2 separate regions of the Mus musculus genome follow, and region 1 is linked to region 2. A link is a loop called in an ENCODE intact Hi-C map of the cell type or tissue named here. Cell type or tissue: left cerebral cortex. All regions are shown on one strand. Links, peaks and the distances in the headings refer to the core of each region. The heading gives the core; the rest is flanking DNA. Region 1 overlaps Adgrb1 (adhesion G protein-coupled receptor B1). Region 2 holds the start of Slurp2 (secreted Ly6/Plaur domain containing 2).

Region 1 (8,258 bases), core at 1-8,000, 160 kb before region 2:
ACAGTCTCTGACTGTGGTGGGGTCAATCTGGCTTTGCAAAGCCTGGTTCCCAACTGGGGATTGTCAACTGCTTCCTGGGTGAGACTCCTGGAGGAGGTGACTTTAACATGGGGCAGAAAAATCCTTTCTTAGTCTTCAAAGATCTAGCTCCATAGCCTACCCAAGAGATGACCCAGGCACTAGGGGTTGGGTGCTGACCCAGCCGTAATGCTGTACTCTGTGCTCCCTATGCCCAGCTGTGCCTCGTGATGTTATGGGCTGAATGTGGCTGGTGGGCACACAATGGGTGTCTGTGTATAGATGTCCATGGTGGGGCAGAGTCCCTATTGGGAGGGGTTGGGCTGAGCTGTGTGCAGGCCAAGGAGGTCGTCCTTGAGATGATGTTGATCCTTGGAGAGCTGCATACAAATTGATAGGAAAGGTGGCTAGTTCACTGCTGGGGTACTGGGGAAGGGCTGGAGGACGACAGTGCTGGGTGACTTAGTCACTGTTCTATTGCTGTGAAGACACCATGACCAAGGCAGCTCTTAGAAAGGAAAGCATTTAGCTGGGGGCCTGCTTAGAGTTTCAGCGTTTTAGTTCATCATCATGGTGGGGAGCATTGCAGCACACAAGCAGTAGTCGAGAACTACACCACAATCCACACTGGACCTGAGATAGGCTCTGAAACCTCAAAGCCTATCCCTAGTGACACACTTCCTCCATCAAGACCATGCCTCCTAAACCCTTTCAAAAAATGCTACTCCCCGAAGACTAAGAATTCAGATATATTAGCCTATGGGGTTGTTCTTATTCAAGCTGCCATACTGGGTGATAGTATAGAAGAGCCAAATGTCATTGGAGGTGAGCTGGGAGGGTGAGGGACCTTCTGCCCGGGAAGCTAGAATGTTGTGGGTGATCATAGTTGATAAGATGGCAAGAGATGCTGGTGAGCCCCAAGGTTAGGTGGACCAGGTGTGATCAGAACAAGCAGTATGCAGACCTGGGCCAGGCTTCCTAAGAAGAGAGTGTGACCCTGCTCTGGAAAGAGCACCCAGGAAGGGCAGGGTGGACAACTGCCTTGGGTGAGAACTAATCAGGTACTCTACTGGCTAGTGGGGCTGGGTTGATGGGCAAGTGACAGATGGGATGTTTGGTGAGCTGGAGTCCAGGCCAGATGCCAGACATACCACAAGAGAGGTAGCAGGGTGAACACTTCAGGAAAGGGGTCTTTATGAAGATACAAGGGAAGTTAAGACAGGAGAGTGCTTCAGAGAGATTAACCTGCTGTGCTAGGTCCCATGGTCCTTGGAGCTGATGTGCCTATGCCAAGCACATTCTCCCCTCCTCTAAGGGCTCTTGTGCTGCAGAAGTCCTGGAGGGCAGTGGGGTAGGGAGCTCACTAGAAGGGGCTGTTCTTTCAGCCTGGAAGTACCTCACTGTGTGCTTTCCAGCAGGGGGCGCCCTCACCTGACTTTCGGAATTGCTTTGTATGAGCGACTGTCTGTCTGGTTGGTTGTCTTGGGAGGCAGACAGAAACCCCTGTGGACCAGCCTCATTAGAAAAGACAAAGGAGCTTTAGCTGCCCATGTGCCCCCTGAACCTGGAGTGGATGTCGGGGCTGCTGTGGGTGGAGACCAGGGTGGCAGCAGTGCTGGCTGGCGTGAGCCTTTGCTGCTGCAGACCATCCTTACCCCTCTGATCCCCTTTTCCTATCTACTGTCTTTTCCGATGCTCCCCCACTAGTGCTGAACAAAGACATTGCAGCCTGCCGCACAGCAACTATCACAGGTACCTTCAAGCGACCATCACTGCCTGAAGAGGAGAAGATGAAGCTGGCCAAGGGCCCACCCCCCACCTTCAACAGCCTGCCAGCTAATGTGTCCAAGCTGCACCTGCACGGTTCACCCCGCTATCCTGGTGGGCCACTGCCTGACTTCCCTAATCACTCACTCACCCTCAAAAAGGACAAGGCCCCCAAGTCCTCTTTTATTGGCGATGGGGACATCTTTAAGAAACTGGACTCCGAGCTGAGCCGAGCCCAGGAGAAGGCTCTGGACACGAGCTACGTGATCCTGCCCACGGCCACGGCCACACTCCGGCCCAAACCCAAGGAGGAACCCAAATACAGCATCAACATTGACCAGATGCCCCAAACCCGCCTCATCCACCTTAGCATGGCACCTGATGCCAGCTTCCCTACCCGAAGCCCACCTGCCCGTGAGCCCCCAGGTGGTGCACCCCCTGAGGTGCCCCCTGTCCAGCCCCCACCACCGCCACCTCCACCACCCCCTCCACCCCAACAGCCCATACCCCCACCACCCACCCTGGAGCCTGCACCTCCCAGCCTGGGGGACACGGGGGAGCCTGCGGCCCACCCGGGACCCAGTTCAGGTGCTGGGGCCAAGAATGAGAACGTGGCCACCTTGTCAGTGAGCTCTCTGGAGGTGAGAATGGTTTAGAGTCTGCCAAGGCAGAGATGGGTGGAACCCCAGCCAAGGGCTGGTACTTCCCTGCCCTGTGGGCTCTGGGTATGTCAGAAGTGGGTAAGGCTAGCCCAGGGACAGGATCTTTTCACACAACAGTCTGTGGTTAGCCTAGTGCTTTGTATTCCCCCCGTACTTTATTCAGCCTTTAGGACAAGGGGCAGAGGCTAGGATGGCACCCTTAGGGAGCCCCTGCCCCACACTAGGATGTGCCACCATCTAGCCTTCTACCTGTTAGGTGCAGCCAGCACTGAGTTCACTGTTGGGGGTCCAACCATGTGACCTGTGTGGCCTGCCTGAGCTCGACACTGCAGAGGGAGAGCAAGGGCAAACAGGCCTGGAGCAGGGGTGGGAGTCCTCACTGCTCACAGAGACCCCATCCTTATTCCATCATTGTCAAGGGTTTCCCTTCAGTCTCAGCAGCCCCTCCAAACCCAGAGCTGGGGCTGGTCCCTAGGGAACAGGCAACCTGGGTACTTGGTGCACCCTCAGCATGTCCCCTGAAGGCAGGCTGGTGTCTCCCCAGTTGTTGGGCCAGAGGGCCTGGACTTGTGGTCTAGGAAGTTTTAGGGAACACATTGCCCATGCACACAACCCCTTTCTCCTGCAGCGGCGGAAATCACGGTATGCAGAACTGGACTTTGAGGTAAGTGCAGGGGCCTCTCTCTGACCAGAGAGGCTGGGTACTAGGGCCATTTCAGCAATGGGAATTGGAGAGGGGCTCAAGGCAGGGGCCAACAGCAGGTGGGACGAAGGGGTGGCTGTGGATGCCCATCCGGGCTCAGGACTCCTGGCCCCAACCCACAGAAGATCATGCACACACGGAAGCGACACCAAGACATGTTCCAGGACCTGAACCGGAAGCTGCAGCATGCGGCTGAGAAGGAGAAGGAGGTGCCAGGCGCAGACAGCAAGGTCAGAAGCACGGGCTCTGCTCCAGTCACATTCCCTGGGCTAGCTGTCCCTTCTCAGATGTGCAAAGGGCAGGGCAGGAGGATCCTGAGCCTGGCTCTGTCTGGCAGGTTCCAGAGTGTCCTTCCCCACAGCACTGACCCCATCATGGAAACTGCAGCTACTGCCTGGATTCGGGCTGTGGGATGCGTGGGTTGCTGTTCTCTCTGGGAATCCCTTCCTAAGAGCCCTTCTCTCTCTTCCTCCTCTGCTCCGACTACACCGCTGGCCTTGAGTAGCCAGAGAAGCAGCAGACTCCCAACAAGAGGGCCTGGGAGAGCCTCCGCAAGCCCCACGGGACGCCTGCCTGGGTAAAAAAGGAGCTGGAGCCACTGCCCCCGTCTCCACTGGAGCTGCGGAGCGTAGAGTGGGAGAAGGCGGGTGCCACCATCCCACTGGTTGGCCAGGACATCATTGACCTCCAGACCGAGGTCTGAGCGGGCGGGCCGTGGCCCCACACCGGGCCAGGAGGTGGGATGCTGCTCTGCCCGCTCCGCCATAGGACGGGCACAGACGCGCTCGCGGTGGCGGGCCGGGTCCAGCCCCGGCCTCAGGGCGCTCAGAGGCGGCCAGGCAGAGGGCCCGCGGTGCTGGGACCAGAGCCAGACACAGGACAGGAGGTGGCATGGCCGGCGGGCACAGGGATCCAGAGGCCAGATGGTGCCTCAGACTCAGCCCTCCTTGGGCAAGCCCGGGCAGGCAGGCAGGCGAGCTGCTGTGAACACGGACAGGCCTGGTGTGGCCAGCGTCCCCAGGATGCCCACTTCAGCCACCACTGCAGAGGACTGCCTGTGGCCCACCAGCCTGGCTCCGATTTTTAGACACCCCTACCCCTTGGGAAGCAGCCAGACCCCCCACTCCCTTCCAGGACCCTGGGCCCCTCTCAGACCCAGGCAGAGAGCATGGTCCTGACCCAGCCCCCCCGGGACAGGACTGAGATCACTCTGGAAAGAAGCGGGGTGGGGAATCTATTTTTTCTCTCCTTTTCTTTTCTTCAATAAAAAGAATTAAAAACCCAGCTTTGTAGTCTTTTTTTTTTTTCCTGAAGCAGCATGGTTCTATTTCAGTGGTAGGGAGGCAACTCCTGTCCTGTCCTGTCCTGTCCTGTCCTGTCCTGTCCTGTCCTGCCCTGGGTGCCTGCCCTCCATATGGTCCTCTGAGGCGGGACTTAATTTGACTCATTGGACCCCTGAGTCACCTGGGAAGGACAGAGTTAACAGGTAGCAATTGTAAAACAACTTGAAATAGTGAAAGAAAAGAAACAAAATATGGGTTGTAGCTGGGTTCTAGCAGCCCCCCTGGGCCCATCTTGAACAGGCCTGCCCTACTACTTTGTAAGGCCCAGTACTGGTTCCCTTTTTCCTGTCCCCAGACCATGGTGGTCCTATGGTCAGACTACCTAACAAATCAACCAGATGCCTGCAACCCCAGCTTCAGCATTCTTGCATTTCCCAGAGCTTCCAGCAGGGGGCAGCCTAAGCCACTCAAGGAGTCTGGTTGGGAAGCTAGGAGAGGAGGTCCCTCCTTTCCCAAACACTGGGACTGCACAAGCCTGGACCTCTGCAGGCAGAACCCTTTAGACCCCAGTATGAACTGGAATCCAGATGCAGACCATTGGCCCTGAGGGACACGTGAAGCCCACAGAACCCCAACAAAGTACTAAGAGCTAGAAAAGGAGTCCAGCCCCATATAGGTTCCTTTTATACCCTCACCCAAATCTTCTCCCTTCCTTCCTTCACTGTGTCTTTGACATGCCACCCCCTCCCCAGCATCCTTTTTCACAGCAGAGACAGGCTAGGGATAGTGCTTGTTGGTATAGTGACCACAGTGAGCTCAGGTAACTGTGATGGCCAGGCACACCCCTAGGTGCACACACACGGGTGGGTGAATGGTAAGTGAGGAGGGACAAGTCCATAGATGGCCAGAGAAGGGCATGCAGAGCCCAGGATAGACCCTAGCTAGCTACAGACTACAAACAACAAAGCAAACACCCCACCAATGCTTCGGTGAGATTTGGCAACAAAATAAGACCCAGCCTAGACCATGCCATGGCTAGTGTGAACCAAGTATGCACGGGTGCATATGTCCCGCAATGGAAGGCTTCTAAGCCTCGTCACAGCGCCTACCACAGGTCACGTGAAGAATCGCTATCATAATGCACCTGCAGTCTGTGCACAAAAGCTCTGCCTTCCAGGACTGGAGAGCTTCCTATGAGTTGAGTGGCCTCACCCCTGGCTATTACAAAATGAAAGAAGCTGAGAGGGTCTATTGGTACAGGTAGAGAAAGCCCTGGGGTCCCAGCACTCTGCCTATGCAGGCAGCATGTGAATGTGGGCCAGGTCTCGGTCTTGAGGGCTGAACCCTGCTCAGACTTACCACTGTCCTCATACTGTCTTCATGCAGTGACCAAGCATCCATAGCCAGCTCTGTAAGCTGCCTGTCCCTGTCTGTCCTCTCCACCTGCAACAACACACAAAGCAGCATAGAGTACCCTAGCCCCTCATACCGGCCATGTGAAGGGAGAGACTCAACTGCTGGAGTCAAAGCTCTGTAAAATGCAGTGTGTGTCTAGAGGCAGCTCTCCCTGCCAACCCCCACTGCAGGCCCTCCCTCTGGAGGGATATTTGTGCTAGGAGTCCTGGCTCCTCTTCCTCCTCCTAGAGAGACCCATAACGGAAATTGCTATCTACTTTTGGCACAGGAAGCTGGCCAGCAAAGGCTGTACTTCATCAGCACCCTGAGCCTTGCTCCAGTGGGCCCCACTCCAGCAGGCTCCATATACATTCCAAAGGGGAGTCCATACCGAGTGTCGCCTTGGCCCAGAACCCTTGTAGGGACAGGAGCCTTTCCATGGATTGCTGTCAGGTCTCTTTGCTCTGGCTCAGTGTTTTGGAGTACTGTTCTTCTAACACCTGGCAAGCAGGGTCATGATCCCATCTGTCTTCGTTAGGGTTTTACTTGCTATGAACAGACACCATGACCTGTCTTAGTCAGGGTTTCTATTCCTGCACAAACATCATGACCAAGAAGCAAGTTTGGGGAGGAAAGGGTTTATTCAGCTTATACTTCTATACTGCTGTTCATCACCAAAGGAAGTCAGGACAGGAACTCAATCAGATCAGGAAGCAGGAGCTGATGCAGAGGCCATGGAGGGATGTTACTTACTGGCTTGCTTCCCCTGACTTGCTCAGCTTGCTCTCTTATAGAACCCAAGACTACCAGCCCAGAGATGGTCCCACCCACACGGGACCCTCCCCACCTTGATCACCAACCTAGAAAATGCCCCACAGCCGGATCTCATAGAGGCACTTCCCCCACAGTTCTCTGTGATAACTCCAGCCTGTGTCAAGTTGACACGCAAAACCAGCCAGTACATGACCAAAACAACTTTTATAAGAACAACATTTAATTGGGGCTGGCTTACAGGTTCAGAGGTTCAGTTCATTATCATCAAGTCGAGAACACGGCAGCATCCAGGTAGGATGAGCTGAGAGTTCTACATCTTCATCTGAAGGTGGAATATTCCAGACAGCTAGGATGAGGGTCTTATAGCCCACACCCAGTGACACATCCACTCCAACAGGGCCAAACCTTCTAATAGCGCCACTCCCTGGGTGGAGCATATACAAACCATCACACTGTCTAGAGTGAAGAACCAGACTCAGGGTAACTAGAGGATGCTGCTGGTATGCTACAGGTCAGAAAGGGCTTTGCCTGCAATTCAGCTCTCCTGGCACCAGTTCCTGGATGCTCCCCCAATGAGCCTCTTTCCTAAGGGCACCAACACTATCCTTAGCTGCTGCTACCATCACAAGGCACTCTTTTCCTTTGGAGCCTCAGATGGCTGGGCCTCCAGAGAGATCTTCCTGGGTCTTCCTTGTGTGATTTGGCTGTCCTAGCCTCTCAGTACCCAGCTACCCTTTTTAGCAACCAGTCAGAAGTGAACCTGAGAGTACTCTCTGCCACCCTCTACCTGCCATCATTAGAACTACCTTGCCTTAGGAGATGTGGGACTTGGAATGATGGAGGTCACCATTGTGACTGGCACAGTGTTGGGGGCGGGTAACGTTGGTGGCAAAAGTTTGGTTTATAGACCTAGAACTGGAGATTTTACTGGTGATGAGCATGATAATGGTGATGGTGATAGTGATGATGGTGTTAGTGACTGTGATAGTAGTGATGGTGATAATGATGTAGTAAGGTTAACATAATAACGAAGGTTGTGCCACCATGGTAGTGGCGATGATGTCAGTGAGGTAATAGAGTAATGGTGAGGCTGGTGATGATGGTGGTGATGATGATGGTGACACTGGTAAGGCTGATAACAGCAATAGTGAAACATCAACAAATAGTCACATGGTCGCGGTAATGATGCTAGTGACAATGGTGGTGGTGGTCATGGTTGTGACTGACATTTGTTCTGGTGGTGCCAAAGACAGTAGTAGCTACTGTGATCGCTGTGTAAGGTAGTGATGCTGACGGGATTAGAACCTGGGTCTTACAGTTCACTGCTTCCTGGCTCCTATGGACTGGGGAATGTGAAGGAAGAAGGACACATGAGGACAATGAGTTTCTGCGTCAACTGGAGGTGCAGCCAGCAGAAGCAGCTGCCAGCAAGTACTGCGTTCTTATCAACACCCACACCCCTACAATCTGGAGGACGCCCCCCCCTCCTTACCTGCTTCTGTCTGCTCATTTCCACCTGTGACTAATGCAAGCGCTGCTGAGAGGGGCCTTAGAGATGCTCTACCCTTTCCCATAATGCCTTGCCTCTAGTCAGGCAGGAAACCTCTGTGCCAAAGCTCGACAGTGACCTTTCTTCCACTTCCTGGCCCCAACGTG
Region 2 (8,322 bases), core at 214-8,213:
TCTTGGGGTCTTTGTGTCATCAAGGAAGCCAGGAAGGTTTAGCTCTCAGAAGGAAATTGGCTCTGGGAACAGTGGTAGGATCATAGGAACAGACCCTCAGGTAGACACTTGCCTAGAGAGAGAGGGTTTTGGAGAAGGTAAGAGGGACAATAGAACAAGCCTCAAGACAGCAGACTCCACTGGGTCCAATCCCACTGCAGTGTTGCCAAGGGATAGTTGACTCTCTCCCTGGTCTTATTTTCTCACCCTGGGATCAGCTTAGGATGGAATCTCCCCTTCTCAGGCTATGTTGAGCCCTGAGTCTACGGCATTACCCATGGGTGGCAGAACAGGCACACAGCAAAGATGTAGGACGTGGACTACGCAGAGAGAGACTGACTCCCTCTGACGTTGAAGTGGCCAGGCTTGAGGCTTTTGTCTCGAGGGGTGGGTATGAAGGAAGAGCCTGGGAGGTCCCTGTGTAGAGACTTGCCTCAGGCTCACAGATGCTCCTGAGATACTAGAGCCTTAGCTCAGATGAAGATGGCAACTGGCCCATGGCTGAGCCCTCCCTCTGAAACCTCAGCCCTGACAGAGACAAATGTCTCTAAACCTTGTGCTCAGGGCCATCAAAGTGGAGATGGACTGTGTTGAAGGCCCTGGGCAGCAATTAGGTGGTCAGCAGTTCAGACTTCCTCAGGTCAGAGAGTCCCCATTAGGCCCAGTTCAAGAATAGTGAAATCGAGCCAGAGATGTACACATGGACCTCCTATCCCACAGCTCAGGTGGACCCCAAATGCTGGAGCATTCCCACCCATGATGGAAACCAAGAGTTTGCTAGGTGAGGCTTCTGGGAGCTGAGGCTGGCTGAATCTGGAGCACCCTTTGCTGATGGCAACTGTTTCTTTGCTCAGGCATTGATCGGGGTTGGATATAGGAACCACTTGGACTCCATTAAAGGATGGCAAGGCCAGGAATAGGAAATGATATCTGTGGCTGTCCCTGGGAGGCCATCAGCAGGCACTGGCGTCAAGGCACCCATTACAGGAGCTAGCTAGCCTGGAGGGTACAGAAGTTCGAGGGAACTGAATGTCAACTAGATGAAATCGCCCTGGGAAGGTGGAACAGACAGAATCTAAACAAGGAGGTAAGAGCGTGTCAGGAGAGAGTTGTGGCTGCAGAAGACAGACCAGCTGGGGCCCTGGGGCTGGAGGGGGGCAAAGTAGCAGAGGTGTGCCGGGCTTGTGAGTGTGGAAGGTTGTTGCTATGGAGTCGGGGATACCTAGGGTTGGGTTTCAAACTGAGAAGCATGAAGCTTGAGTGTTGTGGGGTTCAGAGAAGAGAGTTTAGAGATCTATGAAAGCCAGCAGCAGAAGACAGAGGCTTGTAGATAGGGAGGGTTTTGGGGTCTAGGATGGGGAGAGGAAAAAGGAAAGAGGTACCCCAAAGGGTCAGCAGTGGCCCAGGCTGGAAGGACACAGCTAAGTAGGGGCAGTAGGGAAGGCATCCATATTCCTGACTCACCTAGCTCCATGCTCAAGACCACGGCCAGAAGGAACCAGAAGGGAAGCCTCATGTTCTCCGCGTCGGGGATGAGGTTTACTCCCTGGCCACCCCTTATACCTGCTTGTGGCTCCTACTCCACCCTTGCCTCCCATTGCTGCTGGTTCCCAGCCCTGAGTCACTTGCAACCTGGCTCAGATGAGAGCTGGCAGAGCTTGTTGCTATGTGGCCTTGGGGAGCCAGGTACAATTTCACAAGCCTTCTTCCCTCCTCCATGGAGTAGGGATGTGCCAAACATCAGGCCCAGGGCTCTCAAGGGAGGTCTTGTGCAGGCTGGAAGCTCAGTACAAGTCCACCTCACCCTGCAGCTGCAGAGAGGACATAGTATAGCAAGCAGTCTTCTGCTCCACTCGAAAGTGAGACCGGAGCTGGGGCCAGGTGATACTAGGATGTCTTCCTCGGCAGCACCTTCTGGATGGAGGATGGTGGCCCGGCTTTTGAAGGACCAGTTTCCTAATCTGCTAAATCAGGCTTCGGTCATGTCCTGTCCCTCCCAGGACTAGGAGAGCCAGGAGAATCATGGCTGTACATGTGATACTGGTAATCAGGGGTGAGTGTTAGCAATCAAGGGATTGTACTAGCATGGGACCAAGTGGCAATAGGAGAGGAAGGCAAAGCCTTTGGTGTTAAAAAGGTCCCAGATTGGGCTAAAGAGACAAAAGCAGGCAATTGAAGGGCAGAGGTCATTCTGTCAATAGACTGGGATAGAGGGGCTGAGGCCAGGCAAGAGACGCCATGTGTCTACGCTGGCTGTCCAGGTGGCTTTGATTGACCTCCATTCTTTATGGGATCCCCTCAACCCGGGGGTTGGACAGGGCAAAGGGCAAGAGATAGTGAGAGAGAAGCTACTAGAGTAAGACTCTCTTCCTCAGTATTAATTAACAAGGATGTGGGATTAAGAATCAGAAAGCCAGACCAAGGCACAAATAGCAGGTAGGGGGTTCCAGTCTGGTGTCTCCCACCCAGTTTCTCAGCATACTCTGAGGCTTGTCAGTCTATGCATGGGAATTGGTGGGCCTGCCTCTTTCCACAGAATGGAGGTGACTTCTAGTGAGCCCCAAATATCCTGTTAATACCTCCCTTGCCTTGGCTAGCTTGGGTACAAGGACAGGAACCAAAGACCTTCGGGATCAGAAGGATCCACCAAAGCAATCTGGATAGAGACAGAAAGGAATGAGAGAAAGAGAGCCACATGTCCTTCGCTTGTTTATTCATCCAATGGGGGACAGACATTGAAAGGGACCACCCTGGCATATAGGTGAATGGAGCTGGCTGGGGGAGGGAGATGTGTCATAAAAGTGGATTTCATTTCCTTGCTGGGTGAGAGCCTGGGGTTGGCAGAGACACAACCAAGGGAAGTGCTAGGCATCACGTGTCCGTCCATGCATAGTTTGGGGGCCTCCTCTGTGCAGACCCCATGCACAGGCCTCCAAGAGCCAGCTGAGAGGGTACTGGCACTGTCATTTCACCAATGAGATGGCTTGAGGAGCCCAGGTCACTCAGTGCTGCGGGATGCCACGGTGCTTGCCAGGAAGTAACCATGCACCAAAGCAAAGGCACACCCCACTCCTGGAAATCTTTCTAGAGTTTCAGAATGTGAACTCACGTGCTTGCCGCAGAAGATGAAGACACGGGTGCTCTGCATCCCGTCCCCGTCTGCTTTGGGGTAAGGTAATCACAGAGACGGTGGCAGAGTATGACTCTCACTGGATAGCTTGTCTCTGGTGGACTAGACCAGCCACCCCTCTGCTCTGAAGGACGCTTTGGCTTCATGCGCTGACCCAGCTTCCTCACATCCCACAGAAGCACACACATTTGGTGCTGTCCCATCAAGCGGCCTCTCTCCAGTGACTACCAAGAGGCTTCCAGATTGCAACTCTAGATAACCACTGCCGGCCACTCTGGACACCGTCTGTGTTGAGGGGCCACTGTTTATCACAGTGTGAGAACACTCACAGGCTTGAGCCCTCGTCCCTGACAGCATTAGCCCTGAGAAAGGCTGACGCTCCTTTGCACTTCTCTCTACTACCCCATCCCATGTTCCCTCTCTCTCTGTCTCCACACAAGGGGCCAGACACCCCTGGCCTACCCCTCAGCCCCTCAAACCTCCAGTTCTGACATTTCAGGTTCATAGGCTCCTACAACACTGCACTCTGAAATTCTCTGGTTGATGAAGCCACTATCATCTTCAGGGGGCCCAGCCTCAAAGAACCCCAGCTATTGGAGTAGTACCCATAGTTGAATGTGTTGGTCCTGGAAAGTTGAATGGCCCAGGAAAATGAAGTGCCTCACTCCTCCGTGCCTCAGTGCCTTTACCTGTGAGAGGGGCGCAGTAATGACCACCTCATACACTTTTGCAGAACTGTTGTGGAGTGTGTAGAGCCACCTGCAGTGGGCTAGACAGATGCTCATCACACCACCCCAGACAGGGTTCAGGACAGGCCATCTGGGTCTGTTCCCCTAATCTGCATCCCCCCCACTGGCAGGCTTGGCCCTGTATTAATTGAGCACCTTTTGGGGCTCTGTGCTAGCTAGGCACAGGGCTTCTTGTAGGGCTGTGTGGCAGTGTTGCCACTGTGGGGCCTATCTGGTCGGTGTCTAGACACAGATGAAAGAAGCTGGCCCCCAGCTCTGCAGTACCGGTGCTTCTCCAAGGGCAATCAAGCCTCCTCCACACCACCCCCTTGTGGTAGGAGGGAGGACCTGAACTGGGGCTCCTCTCAGTTTTGGTTGAGGACGCCATCTAGCTGGGGACAATGATCTTGCACACGCAGGGTAACAGGATAATGTTTCCCGGGCCTCACCCACTGAGTCAGGGACCCGCCTCTGACCCTCCTTGCCAGTGCCCTATGGCGTCCACAGGTCAGTCTCAATGCTTGCTGCTGCTGCTGGTGGTGTGCATGTTCCATGTGAGCTCAGGTGGGGGCAGCATTGGCTTCCTCCTAGCATCTTGCCTGGGCCTCAGGGGACACCACAGCCAGTGCTGCCTTTTGGGCTCTGTAGCCTGCACTGAGTGCACATGTGCATGCGCGCTCCCCCTCCCTTTTCCTGCCCTCCCTTGAGACTCATCTTCCCTCTGCCCAGTCAGTGTCTCCTCAGCTCCGGGCCAGTTCCCACCCAACTCACCTGTGTACTAAAGCCCCGCCCGTTCCTGTTCCTGAGAACCTCGGCGAGCCCATCAGCAGGATGCCCTCCCCACCCTCCCAAATCCTCCGGTGGCCTATCCCCGGAGGAGGAAACTGAGGCGGAAAACCACATCAGCTCTAGCAGCAGACAGAGTTCAGGTCTGCCTAGAACCAGGAAGAAGGTCCCCAGGATGGACCTTTGTGTCCCGAGCTCTCACCACTGGGAGGTTGGAATAAAACATTTGTGATGTGATGACCCAAGGACTCTCCATGGGTAGTCCCACTCCATGGACATTGGCCAGCATCCCGACCCCTGGGCTGGGCCAGTGTTAGGGGGTTCCTCAGTGACATGTGAGTTGAGGTACTAGTTAGAGAGCATGGTAAGGCTCCCAAGGACAGCTACACTGCATGAAAGGCAGATCTGTGTCTCCTAAATCTAGGCTGGGTTCTCCTGAGACTTGGTACCCAGCAGTCTGTGGCCACAATAGACTTCACAGGCAGTCATCACCTAGCACTCGGCTTGGCTCCCTGTATATTTGTCTCCCGGGAATGTAACAAGAGACTGAAGGATGTAGGAGCTGCCTACGGGACCTGGGAAGCCACTGGCTGAAGTCTGTTTCCCTGTCTCAGTCGCCCTACTGCCCTGCTCTGACCTGCGTCTGATCCCTTCTTGCCATGCCCAGAATAACAGGCCAGACAAAAAATAGCATGGGTCACCTGCTCCCAAGTCCCTGCCAACTTCAAGGCCCAGCAGCTGGTGTGTGAATGAAGGACTGTAGTGGAGGTCAAGGGGCCTGCTGAGCTGGGGCTGGAGGGATTTCAGTGGCCTATGGAAATGACGCCGTTGCTAGGAACCCTTGGCCAATGGCTATCCCAACATCAGGTCTGGCAGAGTTCCTCAGATAAGTGGAAATGACAAAGGGCTTCCTCACATGGCTTCCACATCACATTTGCTCTGGCAAGCCGCGCTGATCTTCGGAGACAGCCCTGCTGAGTCTTTCTCTGCTTCTAGCCAGCTCGTTATTCTCCGCCGCTCTCCTCCCCTCACCTCTAGCAGACCCATCCTCTACTGGGTAGACTGAGGCAGGGTTCTGAAGGTGGAGTTTGGCTACTAATTCTATCAAATCAGTGCTCCTTGACTTGAGTGATGACCCCTCCTCCATAAACATTCTCCCAGATGCCCCTGATCTTGGGTAGAGGAGAAGCCCAGCCTGCCCCACCCATGGGTGGGCACATTACAGGTCCACATGTCAGCCTTCTGAAAATGACCTTGGAGTGAGGTATCTGGATGCCATCAGTTCTTTCGTAGGTAGCCATGGGACCTCGTGGTAGTTGAGGAGTGTCAGAAGGAAGAGCGTTGGGTGGAGTGAATTGGGAGAGAGAGGGAAACTGTGTTTTTTGAGAGTGTTGCGTTTGAGTGGATCTGGCTTGGGGAACCGAGCTTTACAGCAAGCTCCAGAAGGTAGCTAGGAGTGCTGGGACCAGGGCCAAGGTCACCGGGGTAGCAAAGCCAGCACCGTTGCAGAGGTAGTACTGGCAACAGGAGGTGGCAGATGCATGCTTGGAATAGCCATCGTACACGGTTTCAAAGCAGCTGGGGACACAGGACTTCCTCACCTTCATCCGGTATGGGGTGAAGTCTGCAGGGGACAGACACAAGAAGGTTACAGAAGAGAGGATCAGAACCTTGGATAGCCCAGTCTTAGCTTGTCCACCAGTGCAGGTAGAAGCCTCCCTCCAGGATGCCAGACTCACAAGTTCGTGTGGTCATACAGTAGGTGGCCATGGCTGGGCAGCGCATGGGTTTGAAGCAGTTGTCTCCATTGTAGGCACACACGTGGCACTCCAGAGCCTGGGCTGTGGATGAGGATGGGGATCAGAGAGCAGGAAGAAATCCTTTTCCTGTCAGTCAGACCCCAGCTGTCTCCAGGCAACCTCCCACTTCCACTGGCGGCCAGATCAGGACATCCAGAAGGGGAGAGAATTCTGGCCAGCCTGCCCTTTCTCCACCCACCTTTTCCCAGGGTCAGGCTTCAACCGGGTCCCTCTAGCCTCTGTCCACCTTACCCACAGGCAGGCCCATCAGGGCCACCAGGAACACTGTGAGCAGATGGGTCATGACGGAGACGTGAGGGCAGTGCCAGAGTGAACAGGAGGTCAGCAGCTGGTCCAGGATCCAGCTCAAGCCAGGGAGGAAGCAGGGCACAGAAGCCCTGCCTGAGCTCTTGGTCTCTTAGAGATAAAACATCCCTGCATAGACGATGACAGAGATTTGTAATGACAGCTGGGCTGGGGCGGGCACAAGAGCCCTCCCAGCTCAGTGGGTGTCACTGATTTCCAGTTACCTGGAGATGGGAGGAGGGAGTGGGATATGGAGCATTCCGACCAAAAGCAAGCAAAAAGGGAGGGCGGAGGGAGCTAAAGACGGGGAAAAATGGGCAACATCAATGAAAACCAGGAAGTCCCAGAGTCCTTGAATGCCAAACACAAAGAGAACTTCACCCAGGGGGTCTTTTTTTTTTTTTTTTTTTGCAGGGGATACTTGGCATGCAGTCTCTTCCTGGCAAAGCCCAGAGTGCAAGAGGCTTGCCAAAATAAGACTGGAAGCCAGGTTTGGACTCTTCGTGGGGCAGGGGTCCTTCTCGCGTTTGCTCTCACTGCGTGAAGTCTCCCCAACCCCCGTGCGCAGAGAAGTGCAGGGCTGTGTGACTCCTTCACCACAGGGGAAGGGGCCGGACGATGCTTGCCCGAGACAGAGCTCCGTAGGCTGGGTCTGGTGTTTGGGACTGTTGGAGGGGGATGTGAACTAATACTCTCCTCCCTGCCTATAGACTCGGGCCGGCCCTTGCTGTAGGGGTACCAAAATACCCTCCCGGAAGACAACCCACCCTTTATGACCCATTTTCTAGGTGCCAGCCCGGGATGCTGAAGTCCTGCCTCAGGCCTGGCCTGAGGCTCGACTGAGCCTGCCCCATCTCGGGGAGCTCCGCCCGAAAGACTGCAGTCTTGCTTGGAAGGACTCCCAGGGCGGGCTGGGTGTGGAGTGACCTCGCCCTTGCCCTTCACCACCACGATCCCTATCGTCATGGAAACTCACCCCTGGCCGCTCCCAGGTCCCTCCTGCTGTCTAACTGGGAATCTGTACACACTTCGTGCGGTGTTGGTACCGCATCGCAGGCAGGCCAAGTAGGCTCCGCCGGGGCAACAGATCCGCAGTGCCTGCTCACGACTGGCCCCGCCCACCCCGCCCCCAGGACACACGCTCCGCCCCGGAGACCGCTCAAACCCCGCCCCAGCCTGCCTTCTGTAGGCTCAGTCTCCGGGATAAACTCTTTCTGGTAATGGACCTAGTGAGCAAAGCCTGGGCATCGCTGGGCATCAGAATGCACCTACTCATGTGAAGATTCCCAGTAGCGACCCAGAGGAGAGTATACACCTCCTGAAAATTCTCCTCAGGTTTTGCCGTAGCTCTCCTCATCCCTGCTGCCCTGCCCCCACAGACCAAGCTGCACTGTGTGGGCATGCTGACTCTGGGAAGAGGCACTACCTGGAGAAGGACCTCACCGCACCTCTGCCCTTACTTGGGATCCATAGCAACGCTTTCGAGCAAGCCTTAGAGGAATCCAATGGCTGACAAGCAGTTCTTACCATCAAA

The links. Peaks named below come from ENCODE experiments on the same cell type or tissue, not always from the same donor. Only the 100,000 strongest peaks of a DNase experiment are listed, where the experiment ranks them.
Region 1: a loop joins it to region 2, with 8 times the contacts of the local background. A loop is called at or near these places in 2 of 42 quality-filtered maps.

Annotation. Positions count from the first base shown.
Region 1 is chr15:74,585,032-74,593,289 of GRCm38, forward strand. Adgrb1 (adhesion G protein-coupled receptor B1) reads left to right here. Exons shown (of 31, transcript NM_174991.3): 28 at 1,726-2,426; 29 at 3,076-3,111; 30 at 3,273-3,380; 31 at 3,656-4,433. The coding sequence ends at 3,853. Among named protein-coding and RNA genes, the nearest start is that of Mroh4, 47 kb to the right of the region's middle. In left cerebral cortex, for the core only: CTCF peaks have their summits at 1,437 (motif pointing right), 4,884 (motif pointing right), 5,555 and 7,393; DNase peaks (open chromatin) are centred at 1,445, 3,585, 4,006, 4,876 and 1 more place; H3K27ac peaks cover 3,657 bases.
Region 2 is chr15:74,745,121-74,753,442 of GRCm38, forward strand. It overlaps Slurp2 (secreted Ly6/Plaur domain containing 2), which reads right to left and starts at 1,567. Exons shown (of 3, transcript NM_001081961.1): 1 at 1,504-1,567. The coding sequence starts at 1,555. Lynx1 (Ly6/neurotoxin 1) reads right to left here and starts at 7,859. Exons shown (of 4, transcript NM_011838.4): 1 at 7,765-7,859; 2 at 6,735-6,917; 3 at 6,423-6,524; 4 at 2,736-6,307. The coding sequence starts at 6,786. The coding sequence ends at 6,111. In left cerebral cortex, for the core only: a CTCF peak has its summit at 4,260 (motif pointing left); DNase peaks (open chromatin) are centred at 4,320, 5,444, 6,624, 6,980 and 2 more places; H3K4me3 peaks cover 2,151 bases; H3K27ac peaks cover 2,969 bases.